Regions from separate parts of the Mus musculus genome. Here all the other regions are linked to region 1. Evidence: chromatin loops called from intact Hi-C (ENCODE). Cell type or tissue: left cerebral cortex. All regions are shown on one strand.

Region 1 (2,500 bases):
ATACCCACCAGCTCTGTAGATATTTGCAGAACTGATTCCCAGAGGGTGCAGGGGGATGGGGTGGGGAGATTGCCATGCAGGACACCTGAGAGAATGCCAGGTTCAGGAGTGATCGTTCCCATCATTCAGGCGGGGACCCCGAGAGCAAGAAGAGGCAGGGTCCCCAACACACAGACAACTGCGTTCCTCTCCTCACAGTAGGTGAAGTTGGGGTCAGCTGTCTTGCTGAGTTACAAGGGAGCTCTAGGGAATGCTGGCCCTTAGTTCATTTGCTCCTGGCAGGAAGGACAAGTGTGCGTGGTGGCATCGCCTCTCTGGCACTGAGAAATGTCATACATAGCTCATAGCCAGAATGATGTATAGGAAAGAACACAGTGTTTGTGGGCAGTGTCAGGGTGAGAGCAAGGGGTCTGGGCCCTGAGGATGGGGTCATTTCCACAGAGATCTGTTTCTATGGCAACAATGATAGATGAATGAGACTCCACGTGCTTGTAGGTAACTCTGCAGGTGATCTCTGCATGTCCCATTGTCTTTAATTGGAGAAATGTCCTTTACCTTCAAAGCTACCTTAGCTTGGACACTAGCCCAGCATGCAGCCCCACACCTCGGAGGAGGAAAGTCAGAGAAACGCCTGTGGAGGAGGCAGGAAAGCCGGCAGTCACGTCTTGGGATATTTGCCTCTGGCTTTTAAATGCTCCGCTTGCATTTGCAAGCTGCTGCACTTATTCCAATTATAGAACGCTTTGCCATCTGCCACCACCACGGTCCTGGTCACAGCACAGACCCCTCCATCCCCCGCCTGCAGGTGGTGCTTCTCTGAGAGGCTTGGGCTGGCCCATCAGGGAAGAGTGGGTGGGTGTGTCCGTGAAGCTGAGGGAACACACAGAGGCAAGGTTCCCATCATGCAACGGAGAGAGACTCCACAATGCTCCAGATAAACTGAGATAAACACCACGGTGTTGAAGCAGTAGCCGGGAGCAGCACAGGCCTCTGCAGTTCCTTTCAGAGTGCCCCAGGAAGTGGGTGACATACAAGCTATCAGAGCTAACCAGTGAGTGGCCCAGACATGCATTGGCTGCAGCCAGGGAAGGCTGGGGGCTATGTGCACATAGCCTCCTGAGGAGCGATCAACAGGGACACATGGGGACTTGAGGCTTCTGTGGGCTCTTCCTCTTTACGGCTGGAAACTCCTGAGGCCCAAGTTGGCATCCTGCCTTTTCAAAGCAGAGAGAGCAGCCGAAGGCTTGGGAAAGAAAGATAGTGTTCATCAGGGTGGCCTGGCACAACACTTGGATTCTCTGTCTCCTCTGACCTAGAAAACCAGGCCCTTCCACTCCATTTCAGTTCACTGAGGCTCACCCCCAAAGCCAGGCCCACTGTAGCGCCCCTAGTGGACGCACTTTGCAAAGCAAACAATTACCTACACAGCAGGGACATTGGTCTGCTGGCTGCAGTTGGTTCTACCCAGAAGCCCCTGCTCTCTTGAACACACGCATCTCCACCGTCAGGTCCCTGCATGCTTACCAGAGGGAAAGCTGCAAGTCAAACATACCCCAGGCAACTGGGTCTGCTAAACAGTGTCTAGACACAAAGACTGTTAAAAACTGTAGCCTTTGGGGCTAGAGAGATGGCTCAGTGCTTAAGAGCACTAAACTGCTCTTCCAGAGGTCCCGAGTTCAATTCCCAGCAACCACATGGTGGCTCATGACCATATGTCATGGGATCCTATGCCCTCTTCTGGTGTGTCTGAAGATAGCTGCAGTGTAATCACATAAAATAAATATTTAAAAGAAAAATTATCCTAGCCATGGCTACCGTCTCCAGGACAGCAAGCTGTCATTACCCTGTGCCTTGTTCATTCACGTATGGGACAGTGCTCGAATACGTGAGCCAACTCTGTGTTTAAATACCTTAATTATTTTATTTTATGTTGTATAGGTGTTTTGTGAGGTTGTATACCATGTGCCTGCAATGCCCACAGAGGCCAGAAGAGGGCGCTGGACTGATTGGAACTCAAGTTACAAACAGTTGTGTGTTTCTGCGTGGGTGCTGGGAATTGAACCCAGGCTGTCTGGAACAGCAGCCAATGTTTGTAACCACTGAGCCATTTCTCCAGCCCCACCTTTAAACACTTTGAATTTCAGTAACCAATACCATCTTTTTGCACTCCTTGTGCTTAGGAAAAAGTATGGCTATAAGGCTAGCATACAACAGGTCCACGTGTCTCTGGGGCCTCTGGACTGGCTGCTGGCGCCCTCTAGAGGCCAAACTGGGCCATGAGTACCCATAGAGCTAGAGGAATGGGCCAGACCCGATGTCTGAGCTGGTGATGCTCTCTGAATGCAGAGCCCCAGTCAATGCTCCCTGACCATCCCTAGCTTTGGAAGAGTGAAACACTACTTATTCATCTCTGAGGGCATAGCTTCTCTCTATCCGTATACCATCTGTATCAACCTTTTTATTCAGTAATAACTTTGGACTCATTAGAGCTTTAAAAAGC
Region 2 (2,500 bases), 100 kb before region 1:
CCTCCAAAGAAACCAGCCCCATCATCAGCTTGAACGTGAGCCTCCAGCTTTTCAAACCAAGAGACAGAAGAACACCTTTATCACTGGGCTTCCAGCCTGCAGCACTTTGCTATCCAGACCCAGGGCACAACTCTGTCATGAGAGAAGACATAAAGGGCACAGTCCTATATTCCTCGCACTGTCAAAGAGCTGGCTCAGTCAGAGCTAGGTAGAATTCTAGCCTCTGGCGTCCAGGGTTTCCTGTGGATCACACTTGCATGTAGTGGAAGCACCTCCTCCTGTGGTCTCTCATGCTTCTTACAGGATCTGCTCTTGCCAAAGTGATGTGATCCCACTTAAAGGGAGGTGGTGTGTTTGTGTGTGAGTGTATGAGTGTGTATGCATGCTTGTGAGTGTATGTGTATATGTGTGTATGTGTGTGAGTGTTAATGTGTATATGTGGTTGAGTGTGAGAGTGTATGTGCGTATGAGTGTATGTATGTGTCTGTGAATGAATGTGTTTGTGAAGTGTATGTGTATATGTTTGTGAGTGTATGTATATATGTATGAGTATGTATATGTGTGTATATATGTGAGTATGAGAGTGTATGTGTGTATATGAATGTATGTGTGTGTATGAGTGTGAATGTGTATATGTGGGTGAGTGTGAGAGTGTATGTGTTATGTGTGTATGAGGGTATGTATATGTTTGTGAATGAATGTGTATGTGTGTGTGAGTTTATGTATATGTGTATATGTATGTGTGTGTGAGAGAGTGTATGTATGTATGAGTGTATGCACATGTATGTGTATATTTGTGAGTGTATGTGTGTATATATGTGAGAGTGTGTGTATGTGTGTGTTTGTAAGTATATATAGATGTGTGTGTGTATGTATGTATGTATATATTTGTGTGTGCATGTGTGTGTGTGTGTGTATGAGGTTGTATGTGTGTAAGGACAGATTTGCTTTCTAGGCCATTTTTTTCCCACCTTCATTGCACACTACTGGCTAAGACTAGAACACAGCCACACTCAAGAAAACAGGCAGTTTTAGAATCTATTCTTTTAAGAAGAATATTAAAAATCAGCCTAAATATTCAACACTGGAAACCAGATGAAGAAAATAAGATAGAAGCAAAACAAAAGAGCAAACGGGGGAAAATCAGAAAACAATGAATTAGCAACAAGTAGAGAAGCAGGAATTAAGTTTTCTAAATATTGAAAAGAGTTTTTTGTTTTGTTTGTGGATGTGCACAAGTGCACTTCCATAAGAAACCAGAAGGGGGAGTCAGATCACCTGAACCTGGAGCCACAGAGGGTTGTGAATCCTCCCTGTGAGTGCTTAGAATGGGACTCAGGACCTCTGTAAAAGCAGTATAGGCTCTTAACCCTGCATCTGTCTTCCAGCCCTAGATATACCGTTTCGATTATGGCCCTTTCCAAAAGCTGTAGTGTACTCACTACAGTAGATTATTCTCTCAGGGGAAGGATAAGACTGGTGTTTCTATACTTCCTTAAAGGTGCCCTTGGCTTCCATCTCCAGATTCAGAATTCAACTAATCCACTCAAGCCATTAGGAATCTGTTACCTGGACACTGACAGGAGACAGGGCTCTGGAAAGACTAACAGAAAAAGATCAGCCTAGATACTACTGATTTCTAGGTTCTGTCCAAGCGAAGCTGCCAGCTTGGAGACTTCATCTGTTCCTGGGTGGAACAGCATTGTGGGCAGCTCCAGGGCCTGAAGGTTGTGAATGCATTTGCTCTTCCATATTGTTCCCACGAGTGTTAGTTACTTGTGTCAGTGCTGGGACACAAAGGCCCAGAGGTGTGTCTCCTAGGTGATTCTAGACCTTGTCAAGTCTTTTTTTTTTTTTTTTTAGATTTATTTTTTATTATAGATAAGTGCACTGTAGCTGACTTCAGACATACCAGAAGAGGGCATCAGATTCCATTATAGATGGTTGTGAGTCTCCATGTGGTTGTTGGGATTTGAACTCAGGACCTTTGTAAGAGCAGTCAGTGCTCTTACCCGCTGAGCCATCTCACCTGCGCCCCCTTGTCAAGTCTTAACCAGGTGACCATGTCTAAGCTTACTTTGGTATTATTGTCTTATCTACAAAGCCAGGAGGAGACGATCGGCCAAGAGGTGGTAAGGGTGCAATAGCTTCAGATGTGGTGAGTTCAGAGCTCTGTCAGGCATGTGGAAGAACTCAGTGCTCATTGACATCCTCACTACCACCACCTGTCTGTCTGTCTTTCTTCCTGTCTGTCTGTCTGTCTGTCTATCCCATCAGTGAGGTGAGAACACAAGAAACCATCTATGAGCTTGCTTCCCTGTAGAGCAGGGAGTGGTTCTCAAAGTGTGGGTTGCGACCCCCAAATACACTCAGAGAACACAGGTGTTTACATTACAGCCCATTACAGTCACAAAATTACAATTAGGCAGTAGCAACAAAATAATTTTATGGTTGGGGGGGGGGTCACCAGAACATGAACTGCATTACAGAGTCTCGGCAT
Region 3 (2,500 bases), 140 kb before region 1:
GGGCCTTTAGAGTTTTAAGATTTACTTTTTTTTTTTCGAGACAGGGTTTCTCTGTGTAGCCCTGACTGTCCTGGAACTCACTCTGTAGACCAGGCTGGCCTGGAACTCAGAAATCCACCTGCCTCTGCCTCCCAAGTGCTGGAATTAAAGGCGCGCGCCATCACTGCCCGGCTTAAGATTTACTTATTTTTTATTTTATGTATGTGGGTATATTGCCTGCATGTGTCTGTGCACCATGTACATGCAGTACCTGTAGAGGCCAGAAGAGGGCATCAGATTTCCTGGAACTAGAGTTACAGATGGTTGTGAGTGTGAGTGCTAAGAGCCAAACCCGTTTTCTGTAGAGCATCATGTGCTCTTAACCCCTGACACCAGGGTTTTATTTAATTACTTTTAAATATTTATTTATTTTATGTATGTGAGTACACTGTAGCTATACAGATGGTTGTGAGCCTTCATGGGATTAGGACCTCTGCTTGCTCCAATCAACCCTGTCCACTCGCTCCGGTCAGCCCTGCTCTGGCCCAAAGACTTATTTATTATTATTATATATAGGTACACTGTAGCTGTCTTTAGACGTACCTGAAGAGGGCATCAGATCTCATTACAGATGGTTGTGAGCCACCATGTGCTTGCTGGGATTTGAACTCAGGACCTTGGGAAGAGCAGTCATTGCTCTTACCTGCTGAGCCATCTCTCCAGCCCCAACACCAGGGTTTTAAAACCACAGAGTGAGTCCTTTTATCAGAGAGGCCACGGACTGCTCTGAGACGAGACCCGTTGTTTGGCAGGACGAACCTGCAGGTGATGTACACAAGCTTTTTTTGTTTGTGTCTTTCTTTAGTCTTTCTCTACAGAGCCCACAGGGCCCCATGCAGCCTTAATCAGTATGCTAAGGTGTTCCTTCAGAGAAGCAGAGCTGTTTAGCATCTTTATAGAGTTAACTGTGAGATGCTGACCCCCAGGGGAGTGTGTGTTTGTGTGTGTCCATTTCCTGGTATTATTCTCTCTTGCTCCTGTGTTGCTAGGTAGCTGGTCCATCTGGCAGTTGCCAAGTTGAGAATAGTAAGGGTTCATGGGGGTGATGGGCAGTTGGGTGGGGAGGGAGACTGGACAAGAATGAAGGACCCAGGCAGCTGGGAGCTCTGCACAACCACCTCATTCTGCATCCTTAGCATTGCCTGGTGGACAGCGGCCCTGATGTCTGCTTCCATCTGGCTGCAGGACTCTGGACCACCTGCGGGGGCAGCCCCAGCCATGGGCCGCCAGGGGAGCTCTTTAGACCTCAGCCCTGCCTGCATCAAGGGCCCCAGCTCCGCCTCCATTCCTGCCCTGCTTTTGACCACCGCTTCGTGAGAGACACCGGCAGGGAAGGGACAGAGCCATCTTGGGATGCGTGTGTGCATGCGCGTTTGTGTGCGCACGTGTGTGTGTGTGTGTGTGTGTGGGTGTGTGTGTGTGTGTGTGTTAAAACACTGCCGTTTCCAAGCTTTGGCTACTGCTCTCTGGCTGGTGACTCTTGCTCATGCCTCTCTCTCTCTCTCTCTCTCTCTCTCTCTCTCTCTCTCTCTCTCTCTTTCTCTCCCTCCCTGCAAAAATTAAATGGATAATTTCTAGCTGATACCAAGCGGTGCCCACACACCCGTGTCCTTCAGTGTTGATTGGATCTCTCTCTCTCTCTCTCTCTCTCTCTCTCTCTCTCTCTCTCTCTCTCTCTCCTCTCCACTCTCCTCCCCTCCCTCTGGCCCCAGTTTGTAATCTGACACAGTGCACTGCAGTGGCTGTCTCTGTCTCTCTCTTGGAGCCTTGGAGCCCGGGAGGCTGGGCACCGAGAACATCCAAGGTAGGCTGCGATTTGAGATTTTATTTTTTTTTCTCTCCTAAAAATAGCCTCTGTTCCATTCACCTTTCCTCAGTGGCACCGGTGACAGGGGCTTAGCAGGGAACTCTTTGCCCGGGTGAAGTTTGCATCAGGAGGGTGCCCTTCGGCTTTGGGTGGGCAGTGGTGGCTGACCAGGACGGAGGCTGCCGCGGGTGACGCTTGGTGCGGAATGCCACCGTGCTCCTGTCGGCGTGTGGCTTGCCACCAATGGATCCTTGTCAGAGTGAAGGGAAGGGCTGCTGCCTTCTCTCACCCGTACTGTGTCAGCGATGGCGATGACGGTGGCGCTGTGGCTCTCCGGGTCTTCTCGGACCCTCAGCCTCCCAGAAAAGCCCCTCTGGGCAAAGTTTGGCACCATGCTGCTAGGCAGAGCCTTTCCAGAGGGCAGAAGCTGGGTCTTGGTTTCAAACAGAGCGCTTGGGGCCTGGGGAGGACTTCGTAGAAAACGGCGCAGGGGGGGGAGGGGAGGGCTCAAAGCATCCCAGTCGGCCCCGCCATCCGCTGCCCACGCGGACTGAAATGTGCAATGTGAATTTGTCAAGTGGTGTCCCAGAGAGTGGCTGTAATGGTTCGTTTGTGGAGTCAGATGTTCTCGGCACAGTATATGTACGTGGTGTG

What was found. Peaks named below come from ENCODE experiments on the same cell type or tissue, not always from the same donor. Only the 100,000 strongest peaks of a DNase experiment are listed, where the experiment ranks them.
Region 2: it touches region 1 in a loop (2.5-fold over the local background); 3 of 42 quality-filtered maps call a loop at or near these places.
Region 3: a loop joins it to region 1, with 7 times the contacts of the local background. A loop is called at or near these places in 8 of 42 quality-filtered maps.

What each region holds. Positions count from the first base shown.
Region 1 is chr5:128,808,500-128,810,999 of GRCm38, reverse strand. The region is part of intron 5 of Rimbp2 (RIMS binding protein 2); the gene reads left to right. Among named protein-coding and RNA genes, the nearest start is that of Gm34057, 8.4 kb to the left of the region's middle. In left cerebral cortex, CTCF peaks have their summits at 1,401, 2,055 and 2,256 (motif pointing left); DNase peaks (open chromatin) are centred at 789, 1,347, 2,022, 2,256 and 2 more places; H3K27ac peaks cover 2,145 bases.
Region 2 is chr5:128,912,779-128,915,278 of GRCm38, reverse strand. The region is part of intron 1 of Rimbp2 (RIMS binding protein 2); the gene reads left to right. Among named protein-coding and RNA genes, the nearest start is that of Rimbp2, 39 kb to the left of the region's middle. In left cerebral cortex, CTCF peaks have their summits at 1,254 (motif pointing right) and 1,931 (motif pointing right); no DNase peak of the experiment used is centred here; H3K27ac peaks cover 1,017 bases.
Region 3 is chr5:128,952,310-128,954,809 of GRCm38, reverse strand. It overlaps Rimbp2 (RIMS binding protein 2), which reads left to right and starts at 1,750. Exons shown (of 21, transcript NM_001378900.1): 1 at 1,750-1,843. In left cerebral cortex, CTCF peaks have their summits at 254 (motif pointing right) and 1,281; DNase peaks (open chromatin) are centred at 1,402, 1,841, 2,117, 2,383 and 1 more place; H3K4me3 peaks cover 1,437 bases; H3K27ac peaks cover 1,546 bases.